Regions from separate parts of the Homo sapiens genome. Here regions 1, 2, 3, 5 and 6 are each linked to region 4. The links are chromatin loops, found by intact Hi-C in ENCODE. Cell type or tissue: gastrocnemius medialis. All regions are shown on one strand. Region 1 has its middle 110 kb from the start of LINC02543. Region 2 has its middle 32 kb from the start of GMPR. Region 3 has its middle 42 kb from the start of MIR4639. Region 4 has its middle 29 kb from the start of DTNBP1. Region 5 has its middle 28 kb from the start of MIR4639. Region 6 has its middle 130 kb from the start of DTNBP1.

Region 1 (5,000 bases), 190 kb after region 4:
TAACCTTCAGGAAAACAACTGAGTCTCAGTTCACCGGCTGGGAATCCTGAGGGGTAGTGCCCCTGTCTCTGAGGGTCTAGTGGAAAGGTTCCCTGATGAACCTCTGTGTGGATGCATGTGTGGGGGAAGAGTTCTCTTCTCCAGGCCTGGTTTCCACCGTCTGGGCATCATCTACCCCTAACGGAGGTGTGCTGTCTCTGCTCAGGCTGCAGAGAGGACGGGTGGGCCTGAGCGGAAGCAGAGAGTGGGAAGAGATGGCCTTGGGCATGCAGGAAGCCCTCTCTGGGCTGCCTTCCAAGGGCCTGATTTCCAGCTCTGCCGTGGCCCATCCAGGACAGAGGGCTTCAGCAGCTGTTTGGAACAAGGCTTAGTCTAGGAGACAATCTGACAAGGTATAAGAGACGGACCCAACATGTCTTTGGGATGAGTTGATAAACAGCACAAGGTTTATAATTAGATCCCTGATTATCCTAAATTTCTAAAACAGAAGATTTTTGCTTTCCCTTCCTCTCCCATGGTAGAAAACTGGAAGGCATGCAGACCACCCTGGAAGAGCCCTCTTCCCAGAACTCTGGGGGTATAAAGGCTTGCCTAGGTAGGCCAGGACTGAAGAATGACAGGTCATGTCATCTTTTGCCAGATACTGGAAAATTCATTCTAAACACACATACAAAAAATCCCCATTGCATTTAATTAAAATATAATATGGCCAGGTGCGGTGGCTCACGCCTGTAATCCTAGCACTTTGGGTGGCCGAGGTGGGCAGATCACCTGAGGTCGTGAGTTCGAGACGAGCCTGACCAACATGGAGAAACCCCATCTCTACTAAAAATACAAAATTAGCCGGGTGTAGTGGCACATGCCTGTAATCCCAGCTACTCAGGAGGCTGAGGCAGGAGAATCGCTTGAACTCGGGAGGCAGAGGTTGCTGTGAGCTGAGATTGCGTCATTGCACTCCAGCCTGGGCAACAAGAGCAAAACTCTGTCTCAAAAAAATATATATATGTGTGTGTATATATATACGTATATATATATGTGTGTGTGTGTGTGTGTGTATATACGTATATATACACATATGTGTATATATTATATATAAAATATATATAATATATATAATGCATACTCTCTGGGCATGGTGACTCATGCCTGTAATCCCAGCACTTTGAGAGGCCAAGGAGGGAGGATTGCCTGAGCCCAGGAATTTGAAACCAGCCTGGGCAACATAGCAAGACCCTGGCTCCACAAAAAATTTTAAAAAATAAGCCTAGTGTGCTGGCACATGCCTGTGAGTCCCAGCTACCTGTGAGGTTGAGGTGGGAGGATCATTTAAGCCCAGGAGGTCAAGGCTGCAGTGAGCCATGATCACGCCACTGTACTCTAGCCTTGGTGACGGATAGAGACCCTGTCTCAGAAAAAGAAAAAAAAGTGCGTAAAAATGATGAAAATATCACATCATAGAAAACTATATTCAGTGAAAACAGCCAGGCACAGTGGCTCAAACCTGTAATCTCAGTGCTTTAGGAGGCCGAGATGGGCAGATCACTTCAGGCCAGGAGTTTGAGACCAGATTGGCCAACATGGTGAAACCCCATATCTACTAAAAAAAGAAAAAATACAGAAAAGATTAGCCAGGCATGGTGGTGTGTGCCTGTGATCCCAGCTACTCAGGAGGCTGAGGCAGAATAGCTTGAAACTGGGTGGTGGCAGCTGCAGTGAGCTGAGATCACATCACTGCACTCCAGCCTGGGTGACAGAGTGAGACCCTGTCTCAAGAAAAAAAAAAAAAAGAGAGAAAAAAGAAAACTATATTCAGTGAAAAGTAAGCTTTCATTTCTTCCAGATCAGGTGCTCTCTTTTCAGAGGAAACCAAGAATACATTCTTCTACATATTTTTCTGTGCATCAACAAAGATATACGTGTATCAGTAAACATATCTGTTGATATTTATATGACAGAATACTATACCCAATATTTGTGATCTCGCTTTAATCACTTAACACATCTCAATGCTCTTTTTTTTTTTTGAGATGGAGTTTTGCTCATGTCACCCAGGCTGGAGCGTGTGGTGGTGCGATCTCAGTTCACTGCAGCCTCCGCCTCCCAAGTAGCTGGGATTACAGGCATGCATCACCACGCCCAGCTAATTTTTATATTTTTAGCAGAGACAGGGTTTCACCATGTTGGCCAGGCTGGTCTGGAACTCCTGACCTCAAGTGATCTGCCCACCTCGGCCCCCCAAAGTGCTGGGATTACAGGCGTGAGCCACGGTGCCTGGCCCCTCAGTGCTCTTTTTATCTCTACCTAGAATGATCCAACTTATTTTAAAAATCTTCATACTACCAGTGCTGAAACAACATTTTCCACACATTTCTTAGGTGTGCAAGTTTATTTGCCAGATATATTCCTAACAGTAGTGGAACTGTTAGATCAAAGGCATATGAATTTTTCATTTTGATAGATATTGACAAATTGCCCTCTAAAGAGAGCATGTCGATTTATATTCCCTGCCTGTCTGCACTCTTACCAGTGCTGTGCATTTTAAAACTTTCTGATCTTTGCAAAACGTATGAGTAAACAAATGTGTCTTCAGTGATTTTCTTGCTTCCAGTCTTGCTCCTTTTGATTCACTATTCACTCTGCAGCTAGGGTGTGAGTCCAATCCTGTAACTCAGCTTTAGAAGATGCTTCCATGGCTCCTCACCGTCCTTGAAATAGAGTCCCATTTCCTTGACTGGCTCACAAGGCCTTTTGTGTTTGCGGTCCTGTGTAGGTCTCTACTGCCATCCCTCATCTCTTGCTGCCTCGCACTCCACATTTCAGCCATGCTAAACTACTCAGTCTGCTCTCCCTCACCTCCTTCCAGACCTCTTTCCCGTGCTCCACCTGCCTGAGAATACTTTCCACTGCCTGTCTTCCCTACTCTGGCTCACACTCATCATTCTATTTTTGGCTTAGATGTGACATCTACCAGGTTATAACAGGGATGCACTGGCTGCCTCCACAGCCCTCTTACTTCGCCTTTTAAATTATGCAACACTTGGTATATCAAAATAGTATGTAATATACACGTACGTTATGATGCAGAATCATAAAAATAAACCTATGCACCTACCAACTGCAACTGAAGAAACAGATGGCTGCCAACACTGTAATATGTGCTGCTTTCCTATCCATCATTACTCTTACCACACTGGGTGGTAGAGAATCTATACTTGTCTCTATTTCCCACTGGCATCTGAGTCCTGGGAAACAGGTCTGGATCTGACCCATGCATAGTGGTATTCCAAGGCCAAGCATAGGGTGTGATAAGTTGCAATCACTTAATAATATTTTTAAATTGAATATAATAATAGTCAGAAAGGGGAATTTTTTTTTAATAGCCAGGCTCTCAGAAAACAAGTCAGTTATTAAGAACTTATCATCAGTTCACACTGTACTTTGGGTCATTTTTCCAAGGTCAGAGATCAAGTTGTATAGCTTAAGCCTCCTTGTCTGCCTCCTTTGGTGAGGTAGTATGCTATGACTTTTCATTTCTTTTCTTTTTTTCTTTCTTTCTATTTTTTGGTGGGCGGTACCATTGCTTATTTTAATTTTTCAGTTGTGTATCAATAAGGCTGAACAGTTTCTGAAGTACCAGGAATCTATATTAATATTATAATTGCAAAGTGAGTAAACTTACTCTTCCATGGTAATAAGTAATTCAGTTCCTGTCCAAAGCGAGAAATGTCATTCGTGACACTGATTTCACAAATTAAATGCTATCAGCTACTTGAATTAAATAAGGAAACATATCACTAATGGAATTTAAATTAAGGTAACAATAGTAACTCTAATTTAATAAGGGTGGACCTCATGCTAGGCACACTGTAGATTTTTTGCTGATCTTTACCATTATCCTAGAAAGATACGAATGATTATTTCTGTGTTCAGATGAGGACATAGAGGTTCAAAGGGCGAGGGATTGAACCAATGCCACTAAGCCTGGACATCAGAGAGCCAGAACGGGCATCAAAGTCTGTGTCTCCACAAAGCCAAGCCCCTTCCCCCATATCACACAGCATCTCAAACACCATAACTAAAGAAATAGCACAATGCCTTTAAAAAGTATTTTCCTTATTTTTTTCTTTAATTTACCCTGGTCTATCACTTAAAAAAATCATTTTTATTGTTTTAAAATTATAACCTTTACTATTTTTTTACATGGTATTGGATATTTACTAAAAAGAGTATAATAAAGTAGTATGTTATTCATGATAAGTGCTAAAAGGAAAAACAAAGCAATGTAAGGGGATGGGAGGGGACAAGTCTGGATGTTTCGTTAGAAGAGGAGTTCAGAGGAACTTTCTTTGATAAGATGATATTTGAACAGAAACCTCAGTGAAAGGAGGGAGGGAATCTGTGGAGATATCGGGGGTAGAAGGTGGGGAAAGAGGGGTCCCGGGCAAGGTGCACCTGCCTCAGTGTGTACATTCACACCTAATTTGTAGCATATCCCAAGCTATAATATGGCTGTTTACATTTTAGAAGAGATTCCCCTACATTTTATGGAGCTTATGAATTGAAAAAGTTCTCTTAAGTCCTCAAAACAACCGATTTCTCTTGACTTCCAGACCCCCAAGAGCAAGCTGCACCTTTGCCTGCTTCCTGTTGACTCTGAATGAGGAGAAGGTTGCTCAAGCACGCACTCCCACTAGTGAAGCTCAGCAGAGAGCTGGTGATTGGGGACTTAATGAGATGGCACCTGTGAAACCCAAGTACATGCATGAAAGCTTATTGCTATTTTGGTTTTTGTAAGATTGAAAGTCAGGGGCACTCAGCATGGTCATATTTATCAAGCAGAAAGACATAATTCTCTTGTGTATTAGAAGTAAAGGTCCCATTCAAAGCGCATGTGTATTTCTATCTCTCCAGGCATGCTGGGGCCCGTTAGACCAAATACCACGTGGATGGTCTCAGCAGACAGAAAAACTCCACGGAGTTCTATCTGGGTAGAGGAAGGC
Region 2 (5,000 bases), 520 kb after region 4:
ATATTGTATTATTCCATTTATAAGAAATGTCCAGAATAGGCAAATCTGTAGAAACAGAGAGTAGATCATTGGTTGCCTAAGGCTGGAAGGAATCAGGGAAGGCCCTGAGGAGTGATGGCTGATAAATAAGGAGTGTGGCAGGTTTCTTTTTTGGGTTATAAAAATGTTTTAAAATTGGTGTGATGATGGCTGCACAACTCTATGAATATATGAAAAGCCACTGACTTGTACATTCTAAATTGGTGAATTGTATGATCTGTGAATTATGTCTCAATAAAGCCATTGGGAGACAATATAAATAAATACAATCCAGAGACATTGTCCTGTGGGTAAATACTAAATAGAATCATTAGGCTGGTCTCTGGATTTGTCTATTCAATGCTTTCATGTTGGTTTTCTTTATCTTCCAGCTCCAGAAAAGGCCTGTAGTTCCAGCTACTGGGGAGGCTGATGGAAGGATTGCATGAGCCTGGGAGGTCAAAGCTGCAGTGAGCTGTGATCGCACCACTGCACTCCAGCCTGGGTGACAGAGTGAGACCCAGTCTCAAAAAAAAAAAAAAAAAAAAAAAAAAAAAAGCAAGCAAGCAAGAAAGAAAAAAGTGCTCGTTTCAGCAGCACATATACTAAAAATTGGAATGATACGGAGAAGACTACCATGGCCTCTGAGCAAGAATGACACAAAAATCCTGCAAAATAAAAAGCCTGAGCAAAGTGACTTGCCCAGGATGCCACAGTTCACAGTGGTAGAACCACAACTGGAAACCAGGACTTTGACTCCCAGGCAGCTGCCCCTTCCACGAGTTCCATGTCCCATGTGCATGCTATGTTTGTACTGGGGTCAATGGCAACCGTCTTATTTGGATATTCTTATTTTCCTCTATGCCCTGAGAAACCTGGTTTGTAGACAGAAAAGGCTGATTTTTTGCTTCTAAAAGCTTAAGTTGACATTTTGTGTTGTTTTGTTTTGTTCTCCTGGCCCAGCCTAACAAGCATTCACATAGTAGACAACACATGCTTGCTGGACCTTACTTCCTGTCTGGTGACCCAGCTCCCTAGAGACTTGAATCTCAAATAAATGTTTCTGTCAGGAGGCTGAGCTCCCAGCTGTGCAAATTGGTCACAGATGTAATTGCATTTGCCCTCTGCCCTGGAAGAAAACATGCCTGTGGTTGGGGGTTTAGATGTCTCAGAATGAAAGACATTACTCCTGACTCTGGGTAATAGCCGTGACGCTCAAAATAAGCTGCCACAGAGACACGCCATAGTGTTGCCAGATGTACAGGGCTGTTGCTACCCAGAATCTGGATCTGCACAGCCAGTTACCAAACTGTGGCCATGTCATTGGCCAATCAGGCATAGTCAAGAACCTAGCTTTTCCACTGGCTCCTCATACTTTCAAACATAACTCCATCCCCTCTTCTCCTCTCCCTAATGCCCACAAGATCTCTGCAAAGAGCTCTAATTCCAAGTTCCCTGAATGGCAGACAATGGCAGCCCTAGGACATCTACACTGCACAGGCTGCAATTGCTAGAATCTAATTAAAATAAACATTGTAACAAGCTGCTGAGCCCCGCCCAGTGCCTCAGGAGTGCAGTGATGTGACACATCTCACTGCAGCCTCCACCTCCCACCCTCCAGCAATCCTCCTGCTTTGGCCTCCCAAAGAGTGGAAACTACAAGTGTGTGCCACTACACCTGGCTAATTTTTGTACTTTTTGTAGAGATGAAGTCTCGCCATGTTATCGAGGCTGGTCTTGAACTCCTGGGCTCAAGTGGTCCACCCACCTTGGTGTCCCAAAGTGTTGGAATTACAGGTCTGAGTTACTGAATCTGGCCAGATAGATATTTTAAACCCAGTATTTGTCTGCCTTTCTTCCTCAGTAGAATTTGAATGTACCAGGTGGCTGCTAGCTACACACCTGTGTAGGATGAGGCTTATCCTATATGTCTGCCCTATTTGTCTTGTTAAATCATATTATTATTCTGAACGCTTTCCTTCTAAAGCAGACAACCAAAGCATAGGGTATTAGCTCTTCTTAGTCCTTTTCCAATCCAAACATTTAGACTTCTTTCTGCTCACCCCTGGGCAGTATCACCCTCATCAATTTCCTCTTAATTGACTAGAATGAATTGTAACTATCCCCATCAGCAATCACATCTGTTAAGGATTGCAGAGTGCCATTGTTGTACGGGAAGAGCATTTCATTTGAGCCACCAAAAATTTACTAACGTGTGGACACAGGGACAGATACAGAGGATTGCAAACTCCAGTTTCTGAAAAACTCGATTCCAAAGCAAGGGAAAAGGTGCCCTCTAGTGGTAAACACAGCACACTACACCACAGCATCCTTATTCCAGACCGGAAGCCTGGCTATTTGAATCCTATTTTCTGTTTCTTCCAGAAACCCTGAGGTCCAGACAGGATGTGACACATGAAGGTTTAAGTGAATTAAAATAGGCTGCTGACATCTAAGGCCAGGAAGAAATAATGAGTACGGATCCACTTTCACTGAGAGCAACCATCTCTGCTAAGCCACTTCTTCAATTTGGTGGCAAGTAACCAACTATCTGGAATGAGCAAGAAATATTCCCTTCCGAATTCCTTGAAAAATGTGGGGCTTAATTTAGAATATTCAAGTTCTTTTGACATACGTACTAAGACTATACAGTTTTTATAAGTATTCTAAAAGCCCGTATAAATTACAGTTGATTGGGAACTTTTAATGTAATAATTGAGTCCTGACATAAGAGACAGTGCAATGCTCAGGAAATAATGCTGGCCTGAAAGCTTGGAGATATGGACTCCGTGACACAGCCTCTGCCACTAACTAGGTGACTTCGGGCAAGTCCTTCAACATCTCTGACCTCCGTTTTCCCGTTAACAAATGAAAGAATTGGACTAATAATTTCTAAGCTTTTTCAGCTCTAAAATGATCTAATTTGGCCAGGCGCGGTGGCTCATGCCTCTAATCCCAGCACTTTGGGAGGCCAACGTGGGTGGATCACCTGAGGTCAGGACTTTGAGACCAGCCTGGCCAACTTAGTGAAACCCCATCTCTACTAAAAATACAAAAATTAGCCAGGTGTGGTGGCGTGCACCTGTAGTCCCAGCTACTCGGGAGGCTGAGGCAGGAGAATCGCTTGAACCCGGGAGGCGGAGGTTGCAGTGAGCCAAGATTGCACCACTGCACTCCAGCCTGGCAACAGAGCGAGACTTCATCTCACATAAATAAATAAATAAATAATAAAATTATCTAACTTATAAAAACTCTTTTAGGAGAGTTATATTTTGAAATAATATCTTTTGGGGATTTGTGTGTATTTCCTTCATTAACCCCAGGGTACCCTCCCTTAGCCCACTACTAAATAAAAACCAAGATTCAGGACGGGCGCAGTGGCTCAATCCCAGCACTTTGAGAGGCTGAGGCTGGTGGGTTGCTTGGGCCAGGAGTTCAAGATTAGCCTGGCCAATATGTCAAACCCCATCTCTACTAAAAACACACACAAAAATAGCTGGACGTGGTGACGCACCCCTGTTGGGAGGCTGAGGCACGAGAATCGCTTGAACCCAGGAGGCGGAGGTTGCAGTGAGCTGAGATCGTGCCACTGGATGCACTCCAGCCTGGGCAACAGAGCGAGACTGTTTAAAAAAAAAAATAGTCAAAGAACTAGTCGAACTAAGGGTGAGAAAGATGAGAATCAGCCCATGGAACATGCTTTTGCTGTCCATGAATCTAGGAAATACCAGGGCTGGGGAAAGGAGAAAGAGGAGTTAGAGAGGTGAATTACTCAAATGAGAAAAAGGGCCTGGATAGGTAGAGGTAGGAGGTCTCAGAGAGAAGTGGGAAGGAAGATCCTCAAAAGGACAAGCTTCCATGTGTGTCCACACACCAGCTCACCGCTCCAGCCCAGCCCTGGGGACAAGTATCTCTCCTGAATAGAGGGGAGGATGTGCACGCCTCCTGGAGGAGTGGGGACATGAAGAAGCATTTATTTTAGCTCCTTTCCACTGATTACAGAAGCACTAAAGAGAACAAGTTGGGAGCATCTCCACGACAGGGAGGGCAGGGCACTGCCACTGGTACACACAGATCCTGGAACTTTAGTGTGCAGGTGGACTTAATAATACTAATATTAGGAATAGAGATATGTGCACATCTGTTTTTATCAATCAATCAGGTGTTAGCATAATTTGCTATTTCCTTTTTAAGATAGGAAGTAGCTTTTGGTTGTTGAAATTGTTTCCTCTCTTGATTAAATTAATTATCCCTAAGAACTGAAGGCTTCAGTGATCTCTGAGAATTCTTCCAAATGTGAAATATAGTTATTCTAAGACATTTCAAAGCTCAGGTTATTGTATGTTGGGTCTAATGTTAGGCTTCACTGTACCAGAATTCTATTATGTGAAACATTACTTTAAATGAGTAACTCGCCACCTAAAACATGGAATTCCTTCTTTGATATGGCAGCACTGTGTGTAGTCAGGGTTTTGCATTACATCTCTCAGGCCACCCGTGCTGGCTCATGCCTGTAATCCCAGCACTTTGGGAGGTGCTGAAGTGGGAGGATTGCTTGAGCCCAGGAGTTCAAGACCAGCCTGGGCTGCTACATGGCAAAACCTTGTCTCTACAAAAAGTACAAAAAATTGCCAGGCAGTATGCCTGTAGTCCCAGCTACTAGGGAGGCTGAGGCAGGAGGATCGTTTCAGTCTGGAAGTTTGAGGTTGCAGTGAGCTGTAATTGTGCACTGCACTCCAGCCTGGGCAATGGAGTGAGATCCTTTCCCTCCAACCCCCCAAAAATTAACAAATTACCTGGGCATGGTGGCATGCACCTGTAGTTCCAGGTACTCAAGAGGCTAACTTGGGAGGATCCCTTAAGCCCAGGAGTCCAAGGCTGCAGCGAGCTGTGATTGCACTACTGCACTCCAGCCTGGACCACAGAGCAAGACCTTGTCTCAAAAAAAAAAAAAAAAAAAAATCTCTGTATTAAACTATCCA
Region 3 (5,000 bases), 490 kb after region 4:
AGCGCGGCCAAAGTGGGCGCCCAGGCCGAGGAGGCGCCAAGAGCAAGCGAGGGCTCAGGACTGCGAGCATGCTGTCACCTTTCAGTTTCTATGATAAACCATGCACCCTGACTTCGCTTGGGTAGAAATCCTGATTGCATCACCTTTCCCCACATTTCAGACTACTTACTCTCCCCATAAGCACTCTCAAGCCCATTTTAGGTTAGTAGAGTTTAATTTTGTTTTTCCATCTCCGCACAGCAGTCTCATGAATAACATCTTTTTTCTTTAGCAAAAACCGGTTGTGTAACTGCCGGCGGGTTCGTGCTTTCTCTAACTTCAAAAAGCCGCGGACCTTCACAGTAAGTGTTACAGCTCTATGAAAAGGTGGCAGAGACCCAAAGAGTGAGCAGGAGCAAGATTTATTGTGAAGAGTGAAAAAACAAAGCTACCGCAGCTGCAGAAAGGGAGCTGAGCAAGTTATCCCTGTTGGCTGGGGGGTGGCCAGCTTTAATTACCTTATTTGTCCCCTCCCATGTTCCACTTATGTCCTATCAGAGTGCCCTTTTTTAATCCTCCCCGCGATTGGCTACTTTTAGACTCTTGCTGATTGGTGCGTTTTACAGAGCGTTGATTGGTGCTTTTTACACAGCACTGATTGGTGCATTTTACAATGCCCTTGCTAGTTACAGAGTGCTGATTGGTTCTTTTTACAATCCTAGGTACAGGGTGTTGATTGGTGCGTTTTACAATCCTCTTGCAAGACAGAAAAGTTCTCCAAGTTTCCACTGGACCCAGGAAGTCCAGCTGGCTTCACCTCTCACCATGGCCACATTGGCTCCTAGCATGCAGGCAGAACGAATCTGTTCACTAACAATGGGACTACTGCTACAAACATGGTCCATCATTCACTGAGTCACTGTTTTGTGGCACATTACTGTACATACTGCTGTGGCCTAAGTAAGTCAACCAAACAAAATAGCAGGCTAAACCTGTCAGTCAAAATGTGGGGCATTCCTGGGGCAGGCCCCCTGCAGCAGATAGTCTGGGACTTACTGAAGTGTTATTCAGAGTCTTGTTACTCAACCCACCGAAGAAGGGAGGTGAATGTGAAAAATAATCTGTAGATCTTCACAATGTCTCTAGGGCTTGGATCTGGGAATTGACGTTGTAGAAGAGGCTGACCTCCAAAAAGACAAGATTTCTTATGTCCACTCCTTTTCTAAGTCAAAGCTTATGAACAAATTGGAACACAAGTGATTGTGAACCACTACTGTCACCCGTCTTTTTGCAAAACTTATTTTTTGAGCCCAAGAGATTCTTCCCAGGCATGTTTTTCCTCTTAAATTAAAAAAAAAAAAAAAAAAAAAAAAAAAACTGTTCTGTAGGAAATCTAATCCATATGTTTGTTTCCTTTAGTCATCAAACTGATGCCTGGTTAATGGGAGTTCATGACCAAATACTTTTCCATTAAAACAGGAAATTATTTTTTGTTCACCGTAAACAAATTAAAACTCCAGAGATGTTTGAATCTCCTTTGAAGTGTGCTGCCCTTAAGCTTTTTCTTCTTTTTTTTTTTCTTTTTTTTGAGACGAAGTCTTGCTCTTGTCCCCTAGGCTAGAGTGCAATGGCGCCATCTCGGCTCAGTGCAACCTCTGCCTCCTGGGGCTCAAACAATTCTCCTGCCTCAGCCTACCTAGTAGCTGGGATTACAGGCATGCGCCACCACACCAGGCTAATTTTTGCATTTTTTAGTAGAGACGGGGTTTCACCATGTTGGCCAGGCTGGTCTCTAACTCCTGACTTCAAGTGATCCCCACGCTTCGGCTTCCCAAAGTGCTGGGATTACAGGCACCCAGCTAAACTTCAAGAGCGATCTAAACTAAAATAAGCATTTCCTAAGCCATGCTTTCAATCTCATGCTTGGCTTTTAGAGCTCCTTGTTATATACAAGCCATATACTGAGCATCAGGAACAAAAGGTAATACTGAAGCCACAAGAAAATTAGTCAACCTTGTTCGTCTTGTTAATTAACTCTTTAAAATCCTACAGAGCAATTTGAGGACTAGCTGTTCATGCCATTCATGAAAACTGATTGAAACCTTTACCACCACCTAGAGGTCATTAAACTGTACTGCAAAAACAAGAAAAAATGTTACTAAAGTGGCGCTGTAAATTCTCAGGCATTTTATGATTTTTCCATTACCACACCAAACTTACATAATACTGGATCCTTGGGAGAAGTAAATGATCTTCATAAAAGAGGCACTTTTTAAACTCCCAAACATAGAGTAAGTCAAGGAATGGGAAAGAACAGCTGGGAAAACAGGTTGTTTCAAGAATATCCCTTCCTTGAGCTAAAACTGCCACTTCCTGTACCAGCAACTAGATTTCGAAGATGCACATTCAACACCTGCTCCAGAGAGGCAGCCATCAATGCCGCCATCTTGCTTTCTAGGGGAGAAAGGTTTGGGAGACAAACAGAAGTGAATATGCCGCGATCCAACCTTTCAATGCCTGTAGAATTTTGGCGCACCATTCTTTTTATCTTGAACCTAGAATCCTGGCTCATTCTTGATATATTTAGGTAAGACCAGAGTGAGTCAGAAGATGCAAAGTTAATGTCTCCCATGATTTCATTCCCTATGGAAAAAAAAACTTAGAAAACATATCAAAAACTTTCCATCGGAGACTGAGAGAAAAATAAAAAGGAAAAAAATGAACAAAAGATCTCTTTTTCTTCCATGTGTTATTTTAGAGAATTATATTTAGACTTTGCCTCTGAGTAAGAATCTCAGTCTGTTTTGTGTCTGCAAAGTTGTCCGTTTTGACTAGGGTTGCTAGTGACTCTGAAACCACCTTGGGTCTACACTGGATTTCTGTGGCCTTCTATTCCATGACACTTGGAGAAAAAAGGTTAGTTATGAGCCATTGGATACCAAGAGCCCTCCCACAATCAAATGGACTTTCTGGTTTTGGAATTGATCTCTTTCTGCCTTGGGTTTTAGAGCCCATGGCCAATGCAGCCAACTGTTATCTAGTCTGTAGGGAATCTCACAAATCCACAGCTACTTAATAAACGATCCTCACAGGGCTAAATCATTACAGTGCCACCTCGTGGTCCAGCCTCTTGAGAGGTAACAGGCCACTGTGAGTACAATGGTGTGCCCATGGGCCACTGCCGAGAATGAGGAAGGGGAGGGCCCTGTGTGTGAAGTCATGAAATGACTGCTCTACAGCCAGTGTCATTTGAGGCTTGTGAGCAAAATTAACAAGTAGATGTCAAGAACTAGCCTTCTTCCCAATTGAATGATTTCAAAATGAACTTGCTACAGGTGGCTTTCACTGCATGCAATGGGAAAGTGTGCATGTTTACCAGGTTTGCCCACTTTTGTGTCTGGGACTGTGGTAGGGTATCGAATAGTCTTCTGTGGCTAGAAGCTCTCTCCTTTTATAGCAATGCCAGGAGCATAGTTGGCTCCAGAGATCTCGGATCATTTCAGCTTTCTGCTCAAGAAAATTGCCCCACACCCAACTTACTTATTTGAAACTCAACGACAATAAAGTTTACTGAGACATTCTGCCAATAATTAACTGCCTTGGGGCCCAGGGTATTTAGATCAGGGTTCAGCAACCTTCTTTCATTTAAGGGAGGCCTTTTAGACCTCCTTGGATGAAAGCAATGAGAGTTCTCCATGGAAAGAATTGGTGTGCTTTAGAAACAAAAGCCCAAAGCAACAGATGAGTGGGCTTGAGGCATCTCTTTTAAATTAATTGAAATGAGAATGGCAAGAAAAAAGCAATGGAAGAGTTGTGGACGTGTTATATTATATATTTGCCATAAAGCCTCTTTCAGTAACACCCACGATAACGGGGGAAAAGACAGTGTCACTGGGATCTCCATTGGATGAGGATTGCACGGACTGAGTTGGAATCGTGCTAAGGTGAGAGTCTCTGGAGTTCCACTTGGTGGTTCTACACCTAGATAGGGACCATAATCAAAAGAGTGCTATGCAAAGACTCATACTCAGAGATGTCTCCTAAACCATGGATAAGCCAAGAAGAGCACTGAAAGTCACGAGTTAAACCAAGAGCGGGTTGTCTGACCAAACTTTGCAACCCCTAGGGGAAGTCAGAAGGGGAAAAGGAGGAGAGAGCTGGGCCCCCAAGAATCTACTGCCCCGGTACCAATTTCAAGATGCATCCTCCTACTAAAAAGGGCCATCTAGACTGTATGTTTTCCATTAAGAAAACTGCAACTCACAATCTATTTAAATTACAATGCAAAAGTGAGGCCCCAGGACTAAAATGTGAATTTGAGAGGCTTAGATCTAGTAAAGTGGTTTCCATCAGAAATGGCTGAGAAATGTGACTTTTGTTTGTTTATTTGTTTAGATTTTAGGATAGGAAGAAGCAGAAATAAAAACTCTTTAAACGTATTTTAGATTTTGTGATATGAAGACCTGGTATTTCTCTAGAGTTTCAAATGGAGTGTTTAGTCTTCTATGATGATGGTGATTGGTGTGGTCAAGATTATTATAACTAATTACAACCATTTGTAGGGAATGTTAAGCACTTCATAAAGCACTGGATTCATGGGTTTTGTGGTATACCCTTTTCTAAAGAATTTGGTTTTTTCATCTTATGCTATCACAGACACTCCTTAAAAATATGCAGTCAAAAATACTATTTATATGTGCGGAAACCAAAACATCCATTGTTAAATGAGAGATCTCGGGGCATCCAGGGTGTCGTTTGACCAGGGACATTGTCTCCTGACTCTTGTCCTGTTATAGTCACCACTGAATAAAGATCTCTCCCCACCCTGCCCCTTCCTGCAGTTGCCTGTTAATGGCACCTAGCTTTCCTGTGCAATTTTAATCATGCTTGCTTGGGCCTCCACTACCCTTACATTAGTGAAATGGCCTGGTCTTGAGCTTGTAGGAGGCAGTGACATCACTGGGTAGAGGGAAGCACAATCTGTATCTACATGTTCCTCTATCGTTGAAAAGACTAGATTC
Region 4 (5,000 bases):
CGGAGATTGCAATAAGCCGACATTGTGCCATTGCACTCCAGCCTGGGTGACAGAGTGAGACTTCGTCTCAAAAAAAAAAATTATTTAGATTGCAGTATCTTTTTATTATCTCTTTAGTAACTGGTTATTAAAGTGACTATTTATTAAATATATTTTTAAATATTAAACATTTTTTATTGAGGTAAAGTTCACAGAACATAAACTTCATAATTTAAGAGTATATAAACCCGTCTCTACAGAAAATAAACAAATTAGCTGGGTGTGGTGGCCTGTAGTCCCAGTTACTTGGGAGGCTGAGGTAGGAGAGGGGCTTGAACCTGGAAGGTCAAGGCTGCAGTGAGCCAAGGTTGCACCATGGCACTCCATCCTGGACGACAGAGTGAGACCCTGCCTCAAAACAACAACAACATAAAGAGTATATAATTCACGGTATTGCATAGCCATCACCTCCATCTAGTTCTAAAACATCTTCATTGCCCCAAAAGGGAACCCCTTACCCATTAAGCAGTCTGCTCCCCTTCCCCTTTCTCCCAGTCCTTGGCAACCACTAATCTTTGTCTCTATAGACTTACCTATTCTAGATAGGTCATGTAAGTGAAATCATATAATATGTGGCCTTTTGTGTCTGGCTTCTTTTACTAAGCATGTTTTCAAGTTTCATCCACCTCATGGCCCAAATCAGTACTTCATTCTTGTTTATGGCTCAGTAATATTCCACTGTATGAATATACCACAGTTTCTTTAAGCACTTACCAGTTGATGGACATATGGGTTGTTTCCATCTTTGGCTACTGTAAATAGTGCTGCTGTGAGCACTGGTGTACAAGCTTTTGTTTGAATACCTCTTTTTCAGTTCTTTTGGGAATATACCTAGGAGTGGAGTTGCTGGGTCATATGGTAATTCTATATTTAACTTTTTAAGGAACTGCCAAAGTGATTTCCACAGAGGTTGCATCATTTCATATTCCCACTAACAATGCACGAGGGTTTCAGTTTCTCTATGTCCTCACCAAACATCATTAAATATATTATTGAGAAGTTTTTCTGGAACTGTAATACAGAATTTATGAAAATCTAAATTTACAGAACGGTTTGGAGGGCATTTTGGCACATGGCTTGGCATTTTTAAGTTGTTAACAGTGTGAAGTATTCGGTGCTTCCCTGCAGTCAGAGCCCCTGGTTATTCTGGGAGCCACATGGCACTTGACCTCACAGTTAGTTTTAAGGCTCTGTTCCCTTGCTCGTTCCATGGTGTAGAACATTCCCATTTCTCATAGACCTTTATTTCTCAATTTTCTTTCTGCAGAGCACAAAGCCTTCCTCTGTATCCCCCACCCAGTAACTCCTCCCAATCCCCCAGTCTTATTAATATCCCAGCCCGTAGGAAAAACCGTCAAAGGAGATAACACCTGCCCACACATCCCCCATTGCACTCTGATAATATCTAATGAGACTTTCCAAGGCTCACCTTCAGCATGACAAACACCAATTCTCCCTGCTGGATTCCTGCTGTACCTGTCCCCAGTCCAACAACTTCCTGTTAGGAAAACCTGGCAGTTTTTCAATTAAGCAGATTGCACATGTCTTTCCAGAAATCTCAGGATCCTGGTGTGGTGAAAAGGACAGAATATCTGGGCTCTAGGCCCCATCTGTCACCCATGACCTTTGTTCTTTTCAGCATTTCCTACTGAATTTCTGCCAACTGCAAAGTGCTGTATTATACAGTGGACAGATCACTGGTCCTGCCTAGGTCTCAAATCTAGGAGAGGAAACACCTTGTCTTTCCTGGATCTGAATGATCCTGGACATCTATTCCACCTGAAAGTAATTCTTTGCTTCTGAATTGGAAAGACTGTCTCGATGGGAGGGAACAGTGATACTATTTCTTGGTACTATAAATGGTACTATTTCTTGTTTTATCGAGTCTAGAAGTAGGCGTGTAACAAATGAGTAAACGTTCCCAAAATATTTGGGAGAGGACATGAGACATGGAAAGAAAATTGAGACTTGCCGTCACTTTCACAAAGCCCCCCAAATTCAGCAGAACAAAAATCTCAGAAGGAAAGGCAATCCTCGAACTTAAATGCATTTTTACTTTGTGTATTAGCCTTATTTTTCCAATTTCTAGGGAACCACTGGCTTAGAGAAGAGAATCCAAAGAAGCAGAAACCCAATCTTCCGCTGACGTCTCAACAATGTGCCATCTGAACGATTTCTCATTTCTCTGTCTCCCTAGTTTCTTTTTCAGTTAACTCAAAAGTTTTCACTGGCCCATTTGAGCATTTTCGAAGTGTAACTAACGTCTACAGCCACTAGAGGGCAGACCGCAGCCTGAGGTCCGGTCCTGAGGCTGCAGAACCATCACCTCATTTCATTTTCCCTGCGTGCCTCCAGACGGCGCTGCAGCTCGTGTCAATCTTGCCAGCTCCGACGCTCCTGGCGCTGAGCTCCTCACTGGAGAGGGTAGGGAGAGTCTACCGTATCTGAGAGGCAACTGAGGAAGGGGCACCCTTCCTGGAGACGCTGCCCTGCATCAGAATCCCAGGAGGAGCTTTCCTCTTTGTATTTAAATTCTGTAACTGGAATTCATCATTGGCATAAAAAATATTTATAAAGTTCTTCGGCAGCGTCGTAGGCTACTAAGCGTGGAATAAACAGACGCTGCCCCGTCAGGGTTGAGTGACCCATCAAAACTCCTGAGGAACTTTCTCCTGTCAGTTTCTTCAGGGACAGCAGGACGACATTCTCCTTTCCCTCCCTCTAAAAACACAGGCAGGATATCATCTTTGGAGTCTTAGCATTCTCACACATCATGTTCTCAGTTCATCCAGAACCTTGAGAGGGAGGTATTCTATTTCTCCCAGTTTCATTTTTATTTTAAAACTCAATCTCGGGTTTCAGAAATCTGTTTTAACGATTTTAAACTTTTCTTTTCTTTTCTTTTTGAGACGGAGTCTTGCTCTGTTGCCAGGCTGGAGTGCACTGGCGCGATCTCCGATCACTGCAACTTCTGCCTCCCGGGTTCAAGCGATTCTGTTGCCTCAGCTTCCCCAGTAGCTGGGACTACAGGCGCCCGCCACCACGCCTGGCCAATTTTGTGTATTTTTAGTAGAGATGGGGTTTCACCGCATTAGCCAGGATGGTCTCGATTTCCTGACGTCGTGATCTGCCCTCCTCGGCCTCCCAAAGTGTTGAGATTACAGGCGTGAGCCACCGAGCCCGGCCCGATTTTAAACTTTTCAAAGCAAAGTTGATGTTAAAAACATGAAATACCACGAAAGAGCTTGTCATGAGAAGGAACGTTCCCAGTCTATTCCTTCCCACACGCCACCCCTGGTTCTCCAGCTAAAGGCGACCTTTAGGAACTTTTAACAGTTTCTATTTTCAGGATTTCTTGGGGGTCACCTCCAGATCTCTAAGTGATGTACCCATGGTACTATTTCTTGTTTTATTGAGTCTAGATTATAAACAATCTACTGAGTTTCTCTTTTAACAGATGAGGATTTAGCCTTTTTGAGGAAGTCTCTTGTGATCTCTGTTTTGAAGATGAGAAAACTGAAACTCACAAGGTTCAAGTGACGTGTCCAAGGTCACATAACCAAGAGCTGATGGAGTGGGAATTAGGACCCAGGTTTCCTAACTCTAGGATCCTTGTAATTTCCACCCCACGTTGTGGGGGACTCAACCCGCCTTTGCAAAAATTATAACTGAGAAAATTATGACAATGAAAGAGATCTGACGTAACCAACTCCATCTTGCTTCTAACCTCCAAGCTGTCCTTGTTCATTCCTGGGTGTAGGCTGAACTAACTTTGCGAGGAACTTAGTTTATAGTTTAACTTTGAAACAAAGGTGACAACAGCCCTTTCCCAAAACAAACCCCCTTCCTGCTTGGGACCAGACTGCCTTTAGAGGACTAATAGATTAGCCTCTATTAGTCCTCTAATCTTGTGGCTACAAGATTAGAAATTATGGTTCAGGAGTCATGCAGCTGGAGGCTATAAGATTCTGAACTGGCCAGGCACGGTGGCTCACGCCTGTAATTCCAGCACTTTGGGAGGCCGAGGTGGGTGGATCACGAGGTCAAGAGTGCAAGACCAGCCTGGGCAAGATGGTGAAACCCCGTCTCTACTAAAAATACAAAAAAATTAGCCAGGCTTGGTGGCACGCGCCTGTAATTCCAGCTACTTGGGAGGCTGAGGCAGAGAATTGCTTAAACCCAGGAGGCCGAGGTTGCAGTGAGCCAAGATTGCGCCACTGCACTCCAGCCTGGGCGACAGGGAAAGGCTCCATCTCAAAAAAAAAAAAAAAAAAAAAAAAGGAAAAGAAAAGATTCTGAAGATTCTGAACCTCCTTGAATTACTCCTGGGGATAAATCATCATTGTAAAATTTAAGATCAGTGCTTGAGCTATTTTGCAGACTCTGTGCTGGATATATCAGCTGGCACCACCCAGATGGATACACTGGCTCATCTGGTCTTGTGGCCCCCACCCAGGGACTGCCAGACAGCACAAGAGGACAGCTTCGACTCACTGTGATTTCATCTCCAACCCAACAATCAGCACTCCTGACTCACGGTCCCCTAGCCACCAAATTATCCTTAAAAACTCTGATCCCTGGCTGGGCGCCGTGGCTCACGCCTGTAATCCCAGCACTTTGGGAGGCCGAGGTGGGCGGATCACAAGGTCAGGAGACCGAGTCCAGCCTGGCTAACACGGTGAAACCCCGTTTCTACTAAAAACACAAAAAATTAGCCGGGCGTGGTGGCGGGCGCCTGTAGTCCCAGCTACTCAGGAGGCTAAGGCAGGAGAATGTCGTGAACCCGGGAGGCGGAGCTTGCAGTGAGCCGAGATTGCGCCACTGCACTCCAGCCTGGGCCACAGATCGAGATTCTGTCTCAAAAAAAAAAAAAAAAAAAAAAAAAAAAAAAACTCTGATCCCTTAATTCTCAGAGACTGATTTGAGTAATAATAAAACTCCGGTCTCCCCTACAGCCAGCT
Region 5 (5,000 bases), 480 kb after region 4:
ACTCCCTAGTTAACAATTCACATTTTAAAATGAAAGAACCTGATTTAAATGTAATCCTGTCTTTAGGCTTGAAGACAAGTAAAATGCTATTTTTATCTAATACATAAGTAAAAGCAAGAAAATCCCCTCCAGAGAGTGGAAGCTGTTCATGGCTCTATTGTAATTTCTGTCTGCAAATGTGTGAAAGAAACTTTCAAGGGAAAAATGTTCCAGAAAGTAACCTTTTAAACGTTAAACCACTGCACTTTAGAAAGCAAGATAAAGAGCTTTGTACCCCAAGCTATTTCTCTGTTCCTTTTTTCTTGAGCTAAACCTCCTGTGTAATAATTTCTTTGGAATGCTTTGTTCTGAAGAGATGTTTCATGCGACTGGTGCCTTGTCTCAGTAATCAAAGACACACTGAGTCAAATTTGGCCTTTGGAAAACAACCTGGATAATGACTGCCTGTAATTATGTAAATGTTTAGATAATAACTGATTTTCAATTTAATTTGATGGAGACAAAACTTAGCACATCCTTACCCAATGCCTCTCCTTGTAAGTGGCCACTGTGTCTTCTGGGTAACTTGAGAACCTGGCAACAATATCAGGAACATAGTAGGTGCTTTATAAATAGTTAGTAGATGAATGAATGAATGAGTGAATGCTTAATAAATGTGCTTGATCTGATCCTAAAACAATTTTTTTCCTTTTAGAAATTCAGCCATTTAGTCATCATTTTCTGAAGCATATTTCAAAAGTATACTAATATTGAAGAGTAATTAATAGAAAGCAACTGACACTATGTCTTTGTTAATGCTGCACCCCCTTCCCAAATAAATTTCATGGTTTATGGCTCTCCAGAGGCGAGGGAACAAAGCCACTTGGGAGAAAAGTATCTGCTGAAGTTTTTGGTTTTTGCTTTTCTAAAACTGCCTCAAATTCAGAAAAAAAGGCCATAGTTTTCATGGCTATGGGGTCCACACTCTAGTCTCCATGCAGAATCTTTCCCTAGTGACTGGACTTGTTTTGGCAGCCCTCAGGGTAAATTACTCTCCTCGATAGCCCTCAGCAATCACAGAGGCTTATCTCAAATTCTTCTTGTCGAAATGGGATGTGTACTTGGTCTTACCACTTGAAGAAAAAATGTTTAAACACTGCACAGTTTACCAGATCTTACTTTGAGGTGTTCTCTGGGGTTAGCCAAACAAATGGAGAAGGTCTAAGTAAACTGTTCAAGACTTTCAGCCAACGCTGAAAGTGCAGTGCTGGAATTGCCTGACCCCAGAGAGAGGGTAACTCTGAGCGTGCAGTTTCTAGATCAAGGTCGGGAGGTGCTGACCACAATGGGGCCATGGGTGGAGGGTGATGCCTTAGGCACCACTGAGGAAGTAGAAGAAAGATCTAACCCTGGAGGTATCTTCCTCCTGATTTTTTAGTTTTTCTGGAGAGCCCCTCAGAGTGTGGGAAAGTGTGTAGTGGACTGGGATTTGGGAGTGTTACCTTCCTTCCAGCGACCCTCTACTTTTCTACCCACTTCTTGCTGATACAAAATCTCCAGGTGCAAAATTTCTTGGTGACCTCTGTGCCCCGCTGCAAGCAGCTTCCATAGAAGGCAGATATGACCTCAGCATTACACACAGGCATTTTTAAAAAATAAAGGATGCTATTTAAATTAAGGAACAATTTAAGCAAACAAAAGACAGAATAATAAACAGACTCTATGTGCCCACTACCAGGAGTAAACAGACTTGAACATTTTGCTTATTGATATGGTCTGGCTGTGTGTTCCCACCCAAATCTCATCTTGAGTTGTAATCCGAACTGTAATCCCCAGGTGCTGGAAGAGGGAACTCTTGGGAGGTGATTGGATCATGGGGGCGGTTCTCCCATGCTGTTCTCTTGTGATAGTGAGTTCTCAACAATATCTGATGGTTTTATAAGGGTCTGTTCCCCCTTTGCTCTGTGCTTCTCTCTCCTGCCACCTTGTGAAGAAGGATGGTTTTGCTTTCCCTTCTGCCATTATTGTATAAGTTTCCTGATGTCTCCCCAGCCATTTGCAGCTGTGAGTCAATTAAACCTCTTTTCTTTATAAATTATCCAGTCTGGGGCACTTATAGTAGTGTGAAGCCGAACTAATACACTTACTTACTTTAGGCCTTTTTTTTTCTTTCTTTTTTTTTTTTTTAAGAAATAAGATTTTATAGAGTTAAAAAAAAATCCTCCCTCAATTTAAGTATCTGCACAGCTATTCTTTCTATTCTTTTTTATCTTTGAATTGCTCATAATTAAAATCAAAATAATTTGTATATTTGTAAATTGTTTTGATTTTAATTATGAGCAATTCAAAGATAAAAAAGAATAGAAAATAATACAATGACTATATACCCACCATTGAGATTACATGCATGATACTATTTTGCCTTATTTGTTTTAACCTTGTTCTAAATTTTTATTGTGGAAAATTTCAGACACATACAAGAGTAGGAAGAATAGTATAATGAGCTCCATGGACCCATCACCCAGCTTCAACAATTGTCCACTCATGGACAATCTTGTTTTATCTGTGGGGTAGTTATAGATAATATAGATTCTACATTCTCCCATATGTTATTTATCTATACACATTTCGTCATGTATCTCTTAAAGAGAAGAACGTTAAAAAAAATAACTGCAATGCCATTATCATACTTAAATGTAGCGATAATTCACTAGTGTCTGCTATTAGCCAAAATCCAGTCAATGTTCAAATTTTTTCATTGTAAAAATAATTTTTTTTCAATTTTTGTGTTTGAATCAGGATTCAGATAAGGTCTACACCAAGCTTAAAGCCAACCTGCAGCCTGCAGGCCACACAGGGCCCTGGACAGCTTTGAATGCAGCCCAACACAAATTTGTAAACTTTTTTAAAACAGTATGAGTTTTTTTGCAATTTTTTTCCTCTTAGCTCATCAGCTATTGTTAGTGTTAGTGTATTTTATGTATGGCCCAAGATAATTCTTCTTCTTCCAGTGTGACCCAGGGAAACCAAAAGATTGGACACCCCTCATCTACATATTGACATTGATTTGACAGAGACAGTTATACCTCTTTCTTTCCAATTTTTATTCTTCTAATTGCTTGTTCTTATCTAATTGCATAGACTAGGACCTCCAGCCCAGTATTAAATAGCAGTGGAGATCATGGCTATCCTTTGTCTTGTTCCTCACTTTAATGGAAAGTCTCCAGTGTAATCACGTTAAATAAGATGCCAGCTTTTGAGCTAAAGTATACACACACACAGACATATAATCACATGTATAACATATTAAAAATCACATATGAATATAAAGTATACATTATTTATATATTTCAGTAAATGTTGTACCATATATAACCATATATAATGATATATGTAATTATATATAATCATACGTATTTAAAAAACAAAATAGTCATCAATGTATATTTTTAAGTGTTAAGTTTATCAGGTGCGTTATCTACCTCTGTGAAGATGATTATATGACCTTTTTCTCTTTGTCTTAATATGAAGGATTATGTTATTAAATTTTCTAATAATGAATCCCTCTTGTTAAAGATGATGCTGATTCTTGTAGCAACTAGAATTATAAATGGAAAAGGCTACAAATTATCTCAGAAAAAGAAATCTAGATCTCCTATTTGATAGGGAAAGAGAATTTATGTACCATACATGTGTGTGACTAAAATAATCAACTACTGATGTTTAATTTTTTAAATCTCCCTGTATAACAACTATAATTAGACTTGAGTTTCATATACACCTTTCAGATGCTATTGCCAAGTACATTCCCAGTTTTTAAATATGTTTCTATTCTTTAGCAGAGTAAACAGCAAAAGGTGCTAGAAGGCAAATAAATGTGCAGGGAGACAGAGCAACACGTGCCCAGAGTATTTTGTGCTGCCCAAAGCCATTTGGCTTTGAAGAGATTCAAAGGAAGAAACATCTGATGTTCAGACACTAAGATGAAAGAGTTAAAGGGCTTCTTCCCAAAAACCCATAACCCTAGCCTAATCGTGAGAGAAACATCCGTTGAATTCTAATTAAGGGAAGTTCCACAAAATTCCTGACCAGGACTCCTCAAAACCATCAAGGTCATCAAAAACAAGGAAAGTCAGAGACACTGTCATAGCCAAGGGGCACCTAAGAACAAATGACAACTAAATGTAGTGTAAGATCCTAGATGGGTTACTGGAACAGAAAAAATACGTTGGGTAAAAACGGAGAAAGTATGAATCCATTATGGGCTTTAGTGAATAGTAACAATATTGGTTCATTAATTGTAACAAATGCACCGCACAAATGCAAGATGTTAATATTGGGGGCAACAAGTGGGGGGACTTGAGGTAAGGAGCTGCCAAGTGATGAAAACTGGTGTGCCTAGAGGCAGATTTTCAAAGCATTCTCTCTTCAAAACATCTTTTTCGAAGATGTTTATACTACCTGATAAGCATCTCCATACCCCATGGCTGTAGCAGCAGTAAAATAGAGGACAGTAAAGCAAATTGTCTTGAAACATTTATTTCCAATGCAAAATGGAGCTTTATACTGTGTGTGTTATAAATCTATGTATTCTTCTCTACCTGATGACTATAATTGCAAAACAGAGCTTGCTGTGACTTCCAATGGCAGGAAGTGAGCCTGCTACCACTCTCCTGTGGACATTCCCTATGAATACACAAAACCCATCCTTCAACCACATCCTGGGCACAATAATGAAGAAATACAAGATCAAGTGCTGAAAACCAGATTGGAAGAAAAAGGTGAACACCTTGAGCAAAGACCCATGATAGAACAACTTAGCAAAATGTTCTTTAGTATTACACGCTGTTGGTATTCTCATGGACAGTATTAAAGATGTTGCAAGAAACTAGATCTTCTAAAAGGCAGATGACTGAGGTACTCGGGGGAATCAAAGAGAAATGTTCTTCATTTGCCATTTGAGAAAATGCAATCCGGGGTGTTCACTAACATGTTATATAGTAAAGTCAGAATAATGAATG
Region 6 (5,000 bases), 100 kb after region 4:
TATAAGGGCACTGGCTTTTCTTAGCTTTTAATATTTAACTAACCACTCAGTCAGTACTGAAACAGTTGTTATGGAGGCCTGTGTTAGTGAGACCTGGCCTGCCACATTGTTACATGTCACCATGGCAAGGCTGAACTGTGCTTCCCAGAATTCCCTTTTCTGCATAATTCCAGTTAGGGTGGGCCACAAGAGACATCTTGCACAGGACAGGACAGCATCATATTGTCTGTGCATTCGGTAGCTCGGCACTGTGGCAGCCGTGCATGTGTTGTCATTTGTCTGCCGGCTCATGTTGCTGGTGAGAGACGGCAGCAGGCCTGCAGCTACTACACTTCTCCTGGATCCTCTCTCAGCTTTTGCAAATCCTGGGCCAGATGGGTGTTAAGCTCCATAAAAAAGAGGCCTGGCTCTGGATCCTGCAGGACGCCCCACCCTGGAGGTTGGAGGCAGTGAGGGAATGACATGGGTTTAGTCCATCCTGCAGGTTCTGGCTTGTCCTTACTGTCCCCACTGTCTTAATCAGCTTGGGCTACTGTAACAGAATATGGAGTGGGTGGCTTAAACCACACACATTTATTTCTCACTGTTCTGGAGGCTGGAAGTCTGAGATCAGGATGCCAGCATGGTCAAGTTCTCAGTGAGGGCCCTCTTCCTGGTTTACAGATGCCTGCTTTCTTGCTTTTCCTTCCAGGATCATCTCTCTGTGTCTCTTTTTACAAGGGCACTAATCCCATCCATGAGGGCTTCAGGCTTATGACCTAATCATCTCCCAAATGCCCCACTTTCAAATACCATCATATGGAGGATTAGGCTTCAACATATGAATTTCAGAGAGTGCACAAAATTCAGTCCACAGAATCCCCTTTGCATTCATCTTTCCTTCTATGCTACCTGACTTGCAAATTTCAACTTCCAGCACTGGACACGGAGAAACAGCCTTGTAGAAACTAGTGCCTACAATTGCATAAGATGAAATCCCTATGATAAATTCATGTGGATGTGTGCATGTAAGGCTATCCTAGTGGTTCTGCCTTTCTGATCAAATTCTGACTGCATCAGCAGGAACACATGGAGGGGAGGACGGTGTGAAGGGCTAGCACCCTTGCTCTGTGGGTGCAGTCATGGGTCCTCTGCTACATCCAAAGATGGACCAGACTGAGTCAGGCCAGTTCTCTCGGGGTACCTAAAGAACTAGAACTGAGAGAGTCACTCTCTGTTGGTGCAGAGGCTGTAAGAGGTAAAGTTGGGGTGCTGTGGGGAACTGTATTAGTCTGCAATGGCTGCTGTAAGAAAATACCAAAGACTGGGAAGCTTAAACAACAGAAATTGATTTCCTCACAGTTCCAGAGGCCCTAAGTCAAAGATCAAGGTGTCAGCTGGGTTGCTTGCTTCTGAGGTCTTTCTCTTTTGTGTACAGATTACTGCCTTCTCCCTGTATCCTTATGTGGACTGTCCTCTGTGCACATACATCCCTGGTGTCTCTTCCTCCTCTTATGAGGACACTAGTCATACTGGATTAGGATCACCCTAACAGCCTCATTTCAACTGAGTGGGCTCTTTAAAGGCCTTATCTCCAAATGCAGTCACATTCTGAGGTACTGGGGGCTAGGACTTCCACCATATGAATATTTGGGGACACAGTTCAGCCCATAACACTGGCTATTAGTGGGCAAGTGTGGTAGATATACTTTTTGCCATCTGGAGAAAGTCTGATTGCGGAGAAAGTCGGACTGCAGAGAAAGAGAAGAATGTAGCAGACACTCAGAGAGCCATGGAACTGATACACTATATAGAGAAGACCACAGCCTTTGGGATGGAAGGAACCCAACTTTGTAAGGAGAGCCATTCACAACTGCCTCTGTAGATAACTCGTGACACAGCTCATAGGAATTTATCACTCCCAGCATACAAACTGTCTGACGGTTTGCCCTGCAGCATGGTCAGGCTTCAAGGCTGTTTTCCCAGCTGCAGAGCTCACAGGTGTCTGTGCATGAGTCTATTGTAGCTAGAGCATCTCCCCAGGCATGAGGCAGGGGCTGATATCGGGATCAGTCAAAATAGCTCTACTAGCAACAGCAAGACACCTTTTTTCCTATTATTATTTAAAATTATCTATGACTTTTTTCTCCCTTCTAGTGCTATAAATGGAAAAAAGATTTCTAGAAAGTTCTTTGTATGTTTTAGACATTCCTTTCATAACCTACAAGCTAACTGTATATTAATAAACTATTACCTCCATTCAATCACATGCCAAACTCACAGAAGCCCAATGACTTTTCAGTAACTTGTGCCAATGAACCAATCCATGTTTATTGAGCTCTGATTATAAATGAAGCTCAGCAGTAGGGAATACAAGAGATTAAAAGATGGTGAGGACAAGCTCCTCACTCTCAAAAATCTTACCATCTAGATGAGCTCAGGGACCAAGGCACTGAAATAGCCATGTACACCTCAGAGTCAAGGTCAAAGCATAATTTTAGTTTTGATTCAGTCCCTTGGCCAGAGAAGCAGAAGTGTCAAATTATAGCCATGAACAAGCACTTAAGTAGCTTAGCTTTGTCTATAGGAGGGTCTCTGGACAGCTGGGCAAATTCACAGCCTTTACTCTTCTAGTGTTTACTTCTTCTATGCATTTTTTGTGAATTCTAAAACAATGTGGCTATGTCACAGAAATGGAAGTCACCAGTTTGGTTTGCTAGCGTACTGCTTATGTACAAGTTGCTTTGGATTTCTTTTATGTCTGGGCCCTGGGTGGCCCTCAGTTCTGCCCATGGCAGTAGCTGACAGTGCTCTGTGGTTGTAGGAATATTTGGAAGGAGCAGAAAAGAGGTACAGTTAGAATGAGTGGGACTTGTCTGGTGGGTTGACTACTGATATAGTTCAGTGTCTGGTTACTGCTTTGAACATTTAGGTGAAAAATATCGTGCTGACCTATCCAGCACAGCCTCTGCGTAAAGAACACTTCACAGAGTAGTGAAGTGCAAACACACAAGGCAATAATTATATATTATAACACACACCTTATTGGTTCTGTTTCTGTGAAGAACCTTGATACATCTTCTAAGGAAATTTCTCAAATGTCCCATCCAAGAAGTGTTCCTAGATAAAATCTAGGATGCCCCGTTAAATTGAAATTGCAGATGTATCACAAATAATTTCTTATAAGTATGTCTCATGCAATATTTGGGACATACTTATAATAAAAAGTTGTTTATTGTTCATCTCAAATTCAAATTTAGCTGTGGGTCTTGTATTTTTATTTGCTAATCTGGCAACCCGACATCTACGCACTGCTGTTTTTGTAACATCTGCCGGAGCTACATGCCACAGCCATCACTGCCTGCAAGGGAGGCTGGGAAATGTAGTGCTGTTAACCAAGAACATTGTTGCAGTCAAGAACATAGGAGTTTTGGTAATAAGGAAGATGGAGATGATGAATAATGGATATTGGGTGGGCAACTCCTATAAAGTCCAGGTGACCCTTTTACCCATGTGAGATGGGTATAAGTCTATATTGATAATATTATTAGCAGCTATCCCATATTAGGTTCTTACTTTGTGTCATGAACCATGCTAAGACCTTTACATACAGCTTCTCATTTAATCTCCACAACAACATTATTGCTACCCCCATTTAACAGATTAGAAGCCTTATCCGATGGCTCAGGCTAAGAGAGATTTAGTTGTTTGAGGTCACACAGCTAGTAAGTTGCTGAGTTAGGGCTAGAATCCACAATGATGTGATTTCAAAGCTGATGCTTTTGATATTTTTTTCCCAACAACAATTCTGCATGCCTACCATGTGCCAAGCACTAGAACAAAGTATTGAGTTATTAGAGTAAACAAAGAAGACAGTCTTTGCCATCAAGGAGCTTACTTCCCATTATCGAGGCCTTTGGGAGGAGGTCATAAGGGTGAGGTCCTAATTCGATGAAGTAGTATTTTTATAAAAAGAGGAAGAGACAGCCTGGCGTGGGGGCTCATGCCTGTAATCCCAGCACTTTAGGAGACTGAGGCGGGCGGATCATGAGGTCAAGAGATCGAGAACATCCTGGCCAACATGGTGAAGCCCCGTCTCTACAAAAAAAAAAAAAAAAAAAAAAAAAGCTGGGTGTGGTTGCAGGCACCTGTAGTCCCAGCTACTTGGGAGGCTGAGGAGAATCGCCTGAACCTGGGAGGCAGAGGTTGCAGTGAGCTGAGATCACGCCATTGCACTCCAGCCTGGTGACAGAGCGAGACTCCGTCAAAAAAAAAAAAAAAAAAAAAAAAGGAGGAAGAGACACCAGAGACCTTCCTCTCTCTCTCTACATGTGCAGACAGGAAAGGCCATGTGAAGACAAAGCAAGAAGTCAACTCTCTACAAACCAGGAAGAGAACCCTCACTGGAAACCAACCCTCATAGCACCTTGATCATGGACCTCCAGTTTCCAGAACTGTGAGAAAATAAATGTCTCTTGTTGAAGCCACTCAGCCTATGGTATTTTGTCATGGGAGCCCCAGAAGACTAATATACCCCCACTATTGATAGAGAGAAACATAAATAAAAATCAGTAAATATGGAACAAATAAGTAGTGAAAAGAATCAGAGGTCATGGGGTACTAAGGATGGTGTCAGCTCTTTAGAAAGGAATCTCAACACACTGAGATGTGGCAATTGGGCAGAGACTTGAGGGGTGCAAGGGAATGAGACACGATGTCTGGGCAGGAATGCTCCAGGCAGAGGGAGCTCAGAGTCCTCCAGCAGGAGCCTGCACTGTGCCTGGAGAGGGAGAGCACAGGGCAGAGTGGCGGGAAATGAGGATGGAGAGTCAGGGCCAGGTCATGTGTGAAAGCCCAGGGTTCTAAGTATGATGGGAAGCCGCGGGGGAATGACATGGTCTGAACTTCATTTCTGTAAGATCAATAACTCTGGCTGCTGTGTAAAAAACCGAACCATAAGCAGAGGACAGTGGGAGTCGAGAGACCAGTCAGGAGGCCACACCAGTAGGGCAGATGAGAGA

Evidence for each region. Peaks named below come from ENCODE experiments on the same cell type or tissue, not always from the same donor. Only the 100,000 strongest peaks of a DNase experiment are listed, where the experiment ranks them.
Region 1: a loop joins it to region 4, with 13 times the contacts of the local background. A loop is called at or near these places in 8 of 110 quality-filtered maps.
Region 2: it touches region 4 in a loop (10-fold over the local background); 83 of 110 quality-filtered maps call a loop at or near these places.
Region 3: a loop joins it to region 4, with 8 times the contacts of the local background. A loop is called at or near these places in 90 of 110 quality-filtered maps.
Region 5: a loop joins it to region 4, with 3 times the contacts of the local background. A loop is called at or near these places in 15 of 110 quality-filtered maps.
Region 6: it touches region 4 in a loop (3-fold over the local background); 3 of 110 quality-filtered maps call a loop at or near these places.

Annotation. Positions count from the first base shown.
Region 1 is chr6:15,882,864-15,887,863 of GRCh38, forward strand. No RefSeq gene overlaps it. Among named protein-coding and RNA genes, the nearest start is that of LINC02543, 110 kb to the right of the region's middle. In gastrocnemius medialis, no CTCF peak of the experiment used is centred here; a DNase peak (open chromatin) is centred at 2,958; H3K27ac peaks cover 695 bases.
Region 2 is chr6:16,204,415-16,209,414 of GRCh38, forward strand. It overlaps the pseudogene RNU6-1114P. Among named protein-coding and RNA genes, the nearest start is that of GMPR, 32 kb to the right of the region's middle. RefSeq lists enhancers at 1,111-1,200, 1,411-1,620. In gastrocnemius medialis, a CTCF peak has its summit at 2,325 (motif pointing left); a DNase peak (open chromatin) is centred at 2,317.
Region 3 is chr6:16,181,194-16,186,193 of GRCh38, forward strand. No RefSeq gene overlaps it. Among named protein-coding and RNA genes, the nearest start is that of MIR4639, 42 kb to the left of the region's middle. In gastrocnemius medialis, CTCF peaks have their summits at 2,104 (motif pointing left) and 3,111 (motif pointing left); no DNase peak of the experiment used is centred here; H3K4me3 peaks cover 560 bases; H3K27ac peaks cover 350 bases.
Region 4 is chr6:15,689,091-15,694,090 of GRCh38, forward strand. No RefSeq gene overlaps it. Among named protein-coding and RNA genes, the nearest start is that of DTNBP1, 29 kb to the left of the region's middle. In gastrocnemius medialis, a CTCF peak has its summit at 2,354 (motif pointing right); a DNase peak (open chromatin) is centred at 2,391; H3K4me3 peaks cover 2,148 bases; H3K27ac peaks cover 2,488 bases.
Region 5 is chr6:16,167,144-16,172,143 of GRCh38, forward strand. It overlaps the pseudogene MRPL42P2. Among named protein-coding and RNA genes, the nearest start is that of MIR4639, 28 kb to the left of the region's middle. In gastrocnemius medialis, a CTCF peak has its summit at 1,974 (motif pointing left); no DNase peak of the experiment used is centred here.
Region 6 is chr6:15,791,566-15,796,565 of GRCh38, forward strand. No RefSeq gene overlaps it. Among named protein-coding and RNA genes, the nearest start is that of DTNBP1, 130 kb to the left of the region's middle. In gastrocnemius medialis, no CTCF peak of the experiment used is centred here; DNase peaks (open chromatin) are centred at 1,926 and 4,996; H3K27ac peaks cover 4,494 bases.